Regions from separate parts of the Homo sapiens genome. Here region 1 is linked to region 2. A link is a contact called in ENCODE Hi-C or POLR2A ChIA-PET data. All regions are on one chromosome and are shown on one strand. The core of a region is the stretch at or near the end of the contact, and the rest is flanking DNA. Distances in the headings are between cores, read along the strand shown. Region 1 overlaps CHST11 (carbohydrate sulfotransferase 11). Region 2 overlaps CHST11 (carbohydrate sulfotransferase 11).

What was found. A loop is a pair of places that touch in the nucleus more often than their neighbours do. ChIA-PET counts read pairs that join two places held with the same protein, here RNA polymerase II (POLR2A). Pooled maps may share reads with other maps.
Region 1: a map of GM12878 shows a loop between it and region 2 (2.5-fold over the local background). The contact joins two enhancer-like sites. A Hi-C loop is called at or near these places in 2 of 168 maps with a recorded cell type or tissue (both GM12878), 15 of 37 single-sample maps with no recorded cell type and 13 of 50 pooled maps. POLR2A ChIA-PET finds 5 or more read pairs at or near these places in 15 of 52 experiments (CD4-positive, alpha-beta T cell, CD4-positive, alpha-beta memory T cell, CD8-positive, alpha-beta memory T cell and 12 more).

Annotation. Positions count from the first base shown.
Region 1 is chr12:104,474,851-104,480,131 of GRCh38, reverse strand. The region is part of intron 1 of CHST11 (carbohydrate sulfotransferase 11); the gene reads right to left. Among named protein-coding and RNA genes, the nearest start is that of CHST11, 21 kb to the right of the region's middle. RefSeq lists an enhancer at 1,362-1,411. Within about 2 kb of position 1,576, at least 10 of the 41 ENCODE cell types and tissues checked have a DNase peak (open chromatin) inside an H3K27ac peak, as active enhancers do; they include CD4-positive, alpha-beta T cell, GM12878 and OCI-LY7, where a contact is called at or near this core.
Region 2 is chr12:104,565,670-104,571,142 of GRCh38, reverse strand. All of the region lies in intron 1 of CHST11 (carbohydrate sulfotransferase 11), which reads right to left. Among named protein-coding and RNA genes, the nearest start is that of MIR3922, 23 kb to the left of the region's middle. RefSeq lists enhancers at 1,084-1,173, 4,917-4,976. Within about 2 kb of position 1,287, at least 10 of the 41 ENCODE cell types and tissues checked have a DNase peak (open chromatin) inside an H3K27ac peak, as active enhancers do; they include CD4-positive, alpha-beta T cell, GM12878 and OCI-LY7, where a contact is called at or near this core.

The DNA.
Region 1 (5,281 bases), core at 327-2,826, 91 kb after region 2:
GGCTCAGAGCACTGACCAACTAAAGTATAGAACCTTTTGCAGCAGAACTCCTGGTTGACCCCCAATATCCATTCTCTGTCTTCCTTTAGAATAAAGAAAACACAAGTTTAGCACATGACCACACGGAATGAAGACTACCTTTCCCAGCCTCCCCCACAGACATAAATGGCTGGAGCTAAGTGAGATTTAAGCAAAAGTGATGGATCCAAGGGGAATGCCCTCCGCTGGACCTCTCTCCCTCTTCCCACTGGCAGGAAGGCAGACATGGTGGTGAGCCATCTTCAACAAGTGGCATGCATACATGAGAAAAATATGTCCTGTGGCTTCTTCAAGCCATAGGAACACATTTGTCTTCTAGCAACAGGAGGTAAACAGAATCAAAAGTTCATGCGGCCATTTTCAGTCCAAATAGGTTTTCCTAGTGGCAAAAAACTTCCTAGCATACTACCTACTACCTAAGAGTGCAAGACTTTTTAAAATCTAATTATATATTTTTTACCTCTTGCCTCTCTTGGTTGTTATTCATCAGAAAAACAAGATCTGATGCCTGTCTTGGATAAGAGCATCTCCAGTTTTCTTTCTCTCACTCCCAACCTTACTCTCAAACTGGGCATGTGATCCCGGCCACACCAATGAGATTTGCTCACTCAACAGATTTTTACTGAACACTTGCTGTAGGACAGGCACCGTTCTAGGAGCTGGGGATGACAGTAAACAAAATATAAAAATCCCTGCCCTTAAGAACTTTACATTCCAGAACTTTTGTGGAAACTGCTGGAAAAAAGAAGTACTCTCTCTTTCTACTGGGACTGCTGAAAGGCTAGGATGGAGGCTGGAACCGCAGGCAGCCATCTTGCCACCATGAGGAGACAGACACAGCATGAACAATCACATGCTAGGGTGCTTGGTCTCTGCCACACTGAGTTTGGCTCAGTTCCCTGAGCCAAAAAAAAGGGGGGGCCCTTTTTTTTTGCTTAAACCAATTTGAGTTGGGTTGGGAAAGGAAGGAGTTGCATCCAATTTCTACCAATACGTTAAGAGTCCCTCAGAAAGATATCTGAGGCAAGTTTGGAAATGCCAAGTAAAGACAGGTGACTCTTTTGAAAACGGCTTTTCCTTGGACATGCCTTGGACATGCACTGTTTAAAGGCTCCTTCCATGTTGTCATTTCCAGTTTTAAAAACCTCCTTTTCAATAACCCCCTAGAATGAAGGCACCAGTTCACTGCCTCTCCCACTATGTGTTAAGAACCAAACCATGTCATCTCATCCCCCAAATGACCAGAGACTAGATGGTTCCAGTCACCTCCTGAAGCTCTTGAAATTGCCTGCCACTGCTGCTGATGGCCACAGGGAACACCACCTTTATTTCCCAAAAGGCTAAATCCCACCGGTTTTCCTCAAGGTAGTGACTGGGCCCCAACATTTCTGATAATTGCTTTCCTTCCCAGGCAAGCACCTCCATGCTCTGGGGCCCCGTGAATACTCAGCTGTTAACAGGAACAGCCTGAACTAGACTTACAGATAACCGAAGCTAACTGACCACATCCTACTTAACAGGAAACCTAATAGACAGCTATTTTAGACTTATTCTCACTTCCCCTCATCCGCTTCCATCTCGGCACTCTGCTGCTGGGAAGTCAGGGTGTACATAAAAGAGACTATGGGGAAGGGGTCAGTGGAGACTCCAGAATTCAGATATAAAAAGGCTTAGGGACGTGGACCTGGTGGAAGAGAGGTGCTGGCACTGCATTCACGTGGCAAACATCACATTTTTACTTACAGTGTATTTTGGGGTCTCTGGTATGGGCTAGTGGAAATCATTTTTTTAATGTTTAAGAAAAGAAAATAATAAAATTAAAATATACCCAGGCCTTCCTTCTGGAGATATAAGTAACAGAAATACTACACAGGAAGCTCCATCTGCCGTGTGTGTTTGTGTGTGTGTGTGTAACGATCAGCAATGTCTTTCACTTTTGCAAGAAGAAAGATACAGTTTGAGTTATGGGTTTGCTTTGGTTTTTCTCTCCCTGTCTCCCACCCCCACTTCCTGTTAGGGGGGTTGCTTCCCAAACTTGAGAGCCCCATCAACACACAGCTCCCTGGAGAGGCTTCATTCTCAGGGTGCTGCCAGCCATCACCCTTCTTAGAGTCATAGGAGACATGTGAAGAGCTCTTAGACCTTCTCACTAAATGAACTTCCTCATAACTGAATTCCTTTCTCCAATCAGTTGAGGACAATTGAGTGCACAATGCCTCCTAGAGCTATCATTGTGTCTTTCCAACTGCAGAGCAATTGTTCATTTTCCTTTCAGCTCAAGGATCGTTCCTTGTCTTAGTCCATTTGGACTGCTATATCAAAATATCCTGCACTAGGTGGCTTGTAAACTACAGAAATTTATTGCTCAAACAGTTCTGGAGGCTGGAAAGTCCAAGATCGAGGCACTGGCAGATTTGGTGTCTGGAAAGGTCCCACTTCCTGGTTCTCACTGTGTCCTCCCATGGCACAAGAGGTGAGGGTCTCTCTGGGGTCTCTTTTATAAGGGCACTAATCCCATTCATGAGGGCTCCCTCATGACCTAATCACGTCCCAAAGACCACCACCTTCTAAGAGCCTCATATTGGGGATTAGGTTTCAACACATGAATTAGGGAGAGACGCAGCATTCAGACAATAGGGTTTCTCCATATGTTTTTCCTCCTAAATCACAAAAAGAAATTTTTCTCGCAGATGCCAGCCCACGCTTTGCAGAGAGAAGTTCTTATTAGAGCACTTTGAGTCAGATGAGCCAGGGCATCCGAGCTCCACCAACTACTAGCTGGGTTACTTTAAGTTAATTACAAAACTTCTCTGAGTCCCACCTAAAAATGAGGATGAGGCCAGTTCTCCTCGCCAGGCTGTGGAGAAGACTAAATGATTTAACACCTGTAATGGGTACCTAGTGAGTAGCAGTGAAAATGTATCTTTTCATTGAATTTGAATCCTAAGGATGATCTATTATAGGACTCTTGGACAGGCACTGAGGGTATGGAGGTGGCTTTACAGCAAGCTACTTGTCCATTCATGAATCCCCCTATCCCTGGAAGCCCATTAATAAGATACTTTGTGACATCTGAAGAAAGTTCTGTTCTCTTCCCAGATCAAGTGAAACCTCTCCTTACCTTCCTTGGCTCATTCATTCAGACATGCAAGCATGTATGCAACAAACATTTATTTTATTACAAGTCTGTCATACGCCAGGGACTGGGGACACAGTTTGTGGCCTCCAGAAGCCTATAATCTAGTATGGACCAAAAACTCAATGCAAGCATGAATGTTGAGATAGAGGAAGGCTCCATCAGGAATCTGGATGACAGCTTAATCAAAGGAGCTGGGATATAGTAAGATGGACATATTCACACACTGCTGGTTGGAGCATCAATAGATACAATCTTCTAGAAAATAATTTGGTTACACTTATCAAGAGCCTTCAAAGGTTTATAACCTCTGAATTGCCCCTCTGAAATTTTATCTGAAAGGGACATTAAGAAACTCAGACAAAAGTTTAGTTTACAAAAAAAACGGCATTTTTTTAAAAGGGAAAATCTTTCTCAAAAATATTCAACAAAGGAGAATGGCAAAATGAAAATACATCCATCTGATGGAATATTACAGTGTTGTCAGAGAAAACTGAATGACATGAGAAAATGCCCATGATTCGGTGCTACATGGAAAAAGCAAAATACACTGTAAGCCTGACGATTTCATCTTTGTAAATATATATACACACATATATTACATATCTTACATATATGTGTATATATTATATGTGTGTATAACATATGTATATATTATTCACATATGTGTATATACTACATGTGTACATATTACATATATTACATATATGTGTAACATATGCTATTACATATAACATATATGTAATATTGTTTTTGCATGTGTTTATTATAATTTTTATAATTATAATTCTATTTATTTATATATTTATTATAATATATAATATATTATATTATATATTATTATTTATATTTATATATAATTATAATTTATACATATATAACTACATATATGTAATTATATATTACAAGTATTACATATATGTATATATTATAATATATTTATTTATAAATGTATACATTTATAATAATATATGAGGGATAACTTTTTAAAATATATCTTTGTAAATATATATAATATAAGGGACCCGCTTCTAAAAAAAAGTCATATATATATATATGGGACCTACTTTCAAAAAAATTCATCCCTAATCCCTGCCACCCAGGAAAAATCTCTTGACCTTCTGGTCTATTTTTCCATGGATATATACATATAAATACATATATATATGCATATATATGGCAGGGATTGGGGTAACTTTTTTTGGAAGTAAGTTCCTTTTTTCAAAATTCTCTATAATACACTTGAATTAATTTCATAATCAGAAATATATATATATATATATATATATATATATATAATGCTGCTTTACTCTGAGGCATCATAGGGCAGGGGAGGGAGATGATGGTGAAGGAGCCAGTGGGGCCACCAACCTTGCCCCTTGATAAATTTTATGCCAAGAACGTGAGCTCTATTAAGATAGGGATCATTGTCTGTTTTGTCCCCTGCTGTTTCCCTAGCACAGGAACAGTCCTGGCACAAACAGTAGCCATTCAACAAATGCTTGTTAAATAACTGAACAAATGACCAGAGCCCAGCTCAAATGTTCCTTCCTCTGTCAAGTTCCCTGACCTCCCCTAAACTAATTACTCTTTTTTTTTTCCTAGCCACCCACAGCCATTATTATAAAGCATTACAGCTAACAATTATGGGTCTGTCACCACTTGCTAAATTGCAAGTTATTTGTAGGCAGGAACTAAGTCTTATTTAGATTTGTCTCTTTGCTCAGATAAATATTTGGTCAATAAATGTTTGAGTGCTGGATGGAGGGGTGGAGAGATGTCAGACAGTTCATACTGCATGAACAGTAATTATTCATTTTAATTATGATTTAACCCTCATGTAAATGTGTATTGATTTTGAGAACTGCTAATAGCATCAGATCTGAGTTGGGAAGAGACCTTAGAAATAGTCTAAATAGTCTAAGTAGTCAACTGCAAAATTGTTGGTTTTAGCCCTGAAATACTTAATTCTAACAAAATTTTACTCAGAACCCAAAAATATGAAACAGATAAGCAAGGAGCCACTCTGATGGGGGTGGGGTTTACTGGGACCCCCTACCGCCGTCCAAGGACCTTCCCCCATGCTTCGGCTTAGAGGAGTAGTTT
Region 2 (5,473 bases), core at 38-2,537:
CTACTGAGTCCACCACCTGCTAGCTATGTGACCTCAGCTGATTAACTTATCCTCTCTGCCATTTTCTCATCTCCAAGATGAAAACAAGAATTCCTACGTTCCAGGCTGGTTTTGAGAATTATTAGATGATATCATTCAGGAAAAGCACAGTGCGCTGGGTGAGGTGGCTCACGCCTGTAATTCCAGCACTTTGGGAGGCCAAGGTGGGTGGATCACCAGCAGTCAGGAGTTCGAGACCAGCCTGGTCAACATGGCGAAACTCCGTCTCTACTAAAAATACAAAAAATAGCCGGGTGTGGTGACAGGCGCCTGTAATCCCAGCTACTCAGGAGGCTGAGGCAGGAGATTCACTTGCACTTGGGAGGGAGAGACTGCAGTGAGCAGAGATCACGCCACTGCACTCTAGCCTGGGTGACAGAGCGAGACTCAGTCTCAAAAAAAAAAAAAAAGTGCAGTGGCTTACATATACTGAAACTGAATAAATGGTAGCAATTGTTAATACTGTTGCTATTCCTTCTAAATTCCCGAGTTGCTTGAAGGCAAGAATCTTGTGTATCCACTTCTGTATCCCTAATACTAAATGCCTGGCACATTTTCTTGCAGGAAGGAAAGGAGTAGGCTTCTTCCTGAGGTCCTGCCATGCTCATCCCCAGTGAGCTTGGTTCCTGATTTCAGAGAGAGGCATAGATGGGACACCAAGAAGGCACGTGGCTTGGGTGGGCTGCACAGTGCTGAAAGGTGGAAAGAGGATCTGCTGGAGTGTGGAAGGTTTACAGACGGTAAAATCTGCAGCTGCTCACACACCTACTAGTGGGAGGGGGAGGCTTGCGAAATGTTAAAAATGAGTCGATTTTCTCATATACAACAAGAACAACAACGAAGACAGTGAGGAAAAGAGGAATAAACAAGGTGTGGGTGGAGAAAAACAGGTACCTGAGCCTGGCTCTTGTGAAACAGAACCCTTTAGGAGTAGAGGTGGGGTGGGGAGGGCAGTCACTGGTTTAATACAGATCCTCCCAAATAGGCTGGATCACAGCCGAGCTTACAGATGCTCACTTTGGACTCCTCTGACACCACCAGAGAGATCAAACCCCAGGATATGTTGGTTTTGTAGGTTGTCAGACACGTCAAGACCACTAACTGTTTCTATCAGAATGTAGAAATGTTGCAGACCGTGGAGGGGGCTGTTCAGATGGCCCAGCACTCTGACCGCATGCAAAGGAAGTTCCTTTCGCAACCCGTCCTCTTCCTCCAACTGTAAAGTAAGATTATGAAGCAGAATCAAGAGCCTACACTGAACCTCAAAAGGGAAAGCCCAGGGTTGGGGACTCCCAGTGCAGCATGGTCAATGGTGCCACCCCAATACCACCTGCACCAACATCACCTTCAATAGCAGGACTTATTCCCCTGTGGCTCCATAAACTGGGCAGATCAATGGAGAAGGTGCAGCCTGAAAACCCTGGAGGCATCCCCTAGAATCTGGGCCCCAAATTCCTAGCTTGGAATCTCCCCCACTTCATTATGTTCTTACCCCAGGCATAACAGTTCTGCTGCTGATCAATCCAATAGGTCTGCTGTACCTAAGAGCTATGATGCACTCAGCCACAGAGCTCTGTGTGATGAAGATGCAAAATGGACTCAGACATCCTCTGAGCTCTTCCCCTAAGTTTTGAAGGTAACTGCTCAGGACAGAAAACTGAGATTGTAAGAGACACTGGTCTCGAAGTGAACTGTCCACAAATCCTGAGGATCGTTCCTTTGAACAAATGTATCTGGTTGTTTTTGTTGTGTGCATTTTTTTATTCAGAATATAAAATATTCTGAAAAGCTATGGAGTCTCACAAACTGAGCTCTAGTAACTAAGACGGTAACTCCAGGAGGGTTCTCTATTCCTAGAATTTCTTCCGTCAGAATAACCAAGTTGAGAGGTTTGTCAAATTTTGTTTCATAAGCTAGTAGTTTCACTTTTATTTAGAATCTAGAGCCAGACAATTGGGTTCCAGTCCTGTCACATCCTGGCTCTGTGACCGTGGATACTAACCCTCTCCATGCCTCAGTTTTCTCCTCTGCAAAATGGGGATGAAAATAATAATACTTACCTCTCAGGAGTGTTGTGGGGATTAATGAGCTAATACATGAGAGCAACTAGAAGAGTACCTGGCATACTCTTAGGTACTTTATTCAGTCAGTATTTAATAAATGTCGCTACATACATAGACTGTCTTAAAGAGCTAATGACCTACTTTTATTTTTAAAGATCTCCAATGGTAGGTTTCAACTTTTAGTTTAGAAATACAGAGGCAGTATAAAATAGTGGTTAAGAACATGAACTATAAAGCCATATTGCCTGGGATTGGATCCCAGCTCTGCCCCTTTTTCACTGTGTTAATTTGGTCAAGTTACTTAACCTCTCTGAGCTTTAGTTTCCTTATCTGTAAAATGGAGATAATACTGCCTGCAGGTTTAAGTGAGTTGATAAATACAAGCCACATTATAGATAATAGTAGAGATGACAGGTGCCGCTGTCATTGTATCTCTAGGGGAGGTCCCATCAGCAGCTCCCATGATCACATTTGTAAAATGCCAAGATGCCATTCAAAGTCCCAGGAAGCAACTAGGCAGCCAGCCATTCTCTTCCCATCTCAGCTCTGTTGGAAGTTGCTGACCTACAGCTCATCAGTAAATGTGTACCAAGCAGAAATCAATTAAAATCAGCCACACTTGCTGCTGCAGTCTCCTCTGTTCCCATCCCATGGCAGGGCTGAGGGCTAAGGAGGCAGACAGAGGAGCTGTTGCAAGGACAGTGGGAGGGGGGCCACTGGCACAGTACCTCTTGCTGCTCCATGGCAACGGTAGCTGCTAGACAGCAGAGCAGCAACAACACACTGCAGCAAGAGAGGAAAGTCTGACTCCTCTCGCCAGGCAAAGCACCAGGCCATTCACAAGGCCAGAAGACAGGAAGACCCCGGCCCTAAACAGCAGCCCTGATCATGGGACCCAGCCCAACCTCTGACTCCTGGCATAGAAAAACAACACACATACGAGTCCTTCCTCCAGGCTCACCTGCCCTGGGAAGCCACAAATCCACAGACAAACTTGGTATCTCTGTCTTAGTCTACTCCTGCTGCTATAACAAAATATCCTAGACTAAGGAATTTATCAATGTATTGCTCACAGTTCTGGAGGCTGGGAAGTCCAAGATCAAAGCAATAGCAGATTCGGTGTCTGGCAAGGCACCAAACAGTGATGCCTTCTGTGTCTTCACATGGCAGAGGGGTGAAGAGGCTCCCTCAGGCCTCTTTTATAAGGGCACTAATTCCATTCATGAAGGCAGAGCCCTCAAGACCTAATCACCTCCCAATACTATTGCATTAGGGATTAGGTTTCAACACTTGAATTTGTGGGGGGTACACAAACATTCAGACCATGGCAACCTCTAAACTTTGCACACAGCTCATGGGCTGTGTGACCCTGGATCCTTGCTCAACATTGTCAGGTACACAGGAAAAAATTCACAGGAGAGCTCATGCTAGGTGGAGCTGTGAGGCTCTCACTGGGGACAGAATTAAGTGTTTCAACAGGAATGGAACTAGAGGTACTTTGGGCAGGCAGCAGAGGGGAAGATTCCTGGAGAAGGGAGCTGGATCTTAAAGGACAAAAGGAAATAAAGGAAGAGGCAGGGAGAGAGGGACAGACATAAGCCTCATAAAACATCCACCCAGGGAACACCTTTCTACCCAAAAAGAAACTAATCATTTCAAACAAATGTTTCTCTACCCTCTAGGAAAGGATTGCATTTTCTGCCAGATCTGATTGAAGCAGGCAGATATTTTGTAACTGCACCTCCTTGCCTAGCAAAAAATGTTCCAACTTGTCAGTCATCCTCCATCTCAGGTGCATTCTGCCTGCTCCAGGTGATGTGGCCCATCTGACACATGCAGCTCATTTTCCCAAATATTCCTGCAGCTCAAACTGGCAAGCGTAAGGGATACACTACTTTGTCAGTGTGATAGTGTACTCCATTCTTTAGAGACAGCAACAAGTTTTGCAAATTGGTCCTGATAAAGAACCTCAGATTTAAATGTATTGGGCGGGAGGTGTTCCATCAGGAACAATTTGCAAAACTTGCCAACATAAAATTTACATATACATGTGTGTGTATATATATTTATATTCATTCACCTTACAAGAAGACTGCCTTACACTAGATACTTAAGTCTCTGGGTCTCAATTTCTATAACTATAAAAGTATATATTTTCTCAGGCTCAGGCACTATGGGGAAAAGATTCTAAGGTTCCATTCAGGTTCAGCACAGAGAAAGGTGCTGGGATCCATTAGTGATGTCTGCCGTACTCACACTAGGGGAACATGGGAGGTGTATGTACCTGTAGGTGTTTGTAATTTCCCGAACAGAGGGTAATTTCGACTTTCTAAAGACCTATTCTTTCAAACATTCTGAGCATTGAGTTATAAAGGCCACACTCATGGGTTCAAAGGAGTCCCTCTGCTGCAAAGAGAGGAAAAAGGCTGTCTGTGTTGAGAAGATCCCTCCAGAACCCACCCTCACAATCCCTGAGAGCACACCCCACAGGTCCTCAGGTGAAAGTCACAAAGTTGCTCCTCTGCCAGGACCTGTGGGGATGGAGGACTATCTCCCAGCATGAGAAACCAAGCGTTTTTGTTCAGCTGTTGAGTCACAGTAACTCCTGTGTGAGTCTAAAATTATTTCCATTATGAGTGGCTTTCATTTTGTAGGCAGACCGCCCCCCCACCCCAACCGCTAGATGCAATTTAGAAGAAAGAGCAGAGAAAGGAGAATTTCACACAAGTGACAATAAGGACTGGAATAGACTTTGAGATAGGGCTTAGGGGAAAGAACAGAGAAAGAAGTAATTTATGGGGGACCATAAAGCCTCAAAACCTCTCAGTGAAGAATATTCTAGATTCCCATTAGAGCAGTGACACTGAGGCACAGAGTCATCAGGTTAACTCTCATGAACATCACACGGCCAGAGAATGGCTTCCAAGCCCTTGTTTTTTGCATGCCACAGTCATGCTGCCTGGACATACTCCAGAAGGCTGAGTGTGTCCAGAGAATCTAGAACATTCACAGGCCTAGGAATGGAGGCAAAAGGGGAAGCACAAAGGAGTGAGAATGTGGCTGCCACACAGACCATCCCTGCTCTCCCAAGAAACGTGGTAAGCACACGCCTGCAGGTTCTGTCCCAACTTCTCAGCAACCATAGCCATTTCCCTGTGGCAAACACAGGGAGAAAGTGGTACACAGTGTTCCTTTCTCTCTAAGAGGTGAGCCAGAAGTCTGCCCAATTTCAAGGGCCTGCTGAGAAGAACAACAGAGCACCCTAATTAGCCCAGGTTTCCTAACAACTATGCTGGCGATGCCGGAGCCGCACAAATCCCCTGGGTCTCCTCATCCTGGAGCATTTGTTCTGTCTCTTACTCCCTGCCCCG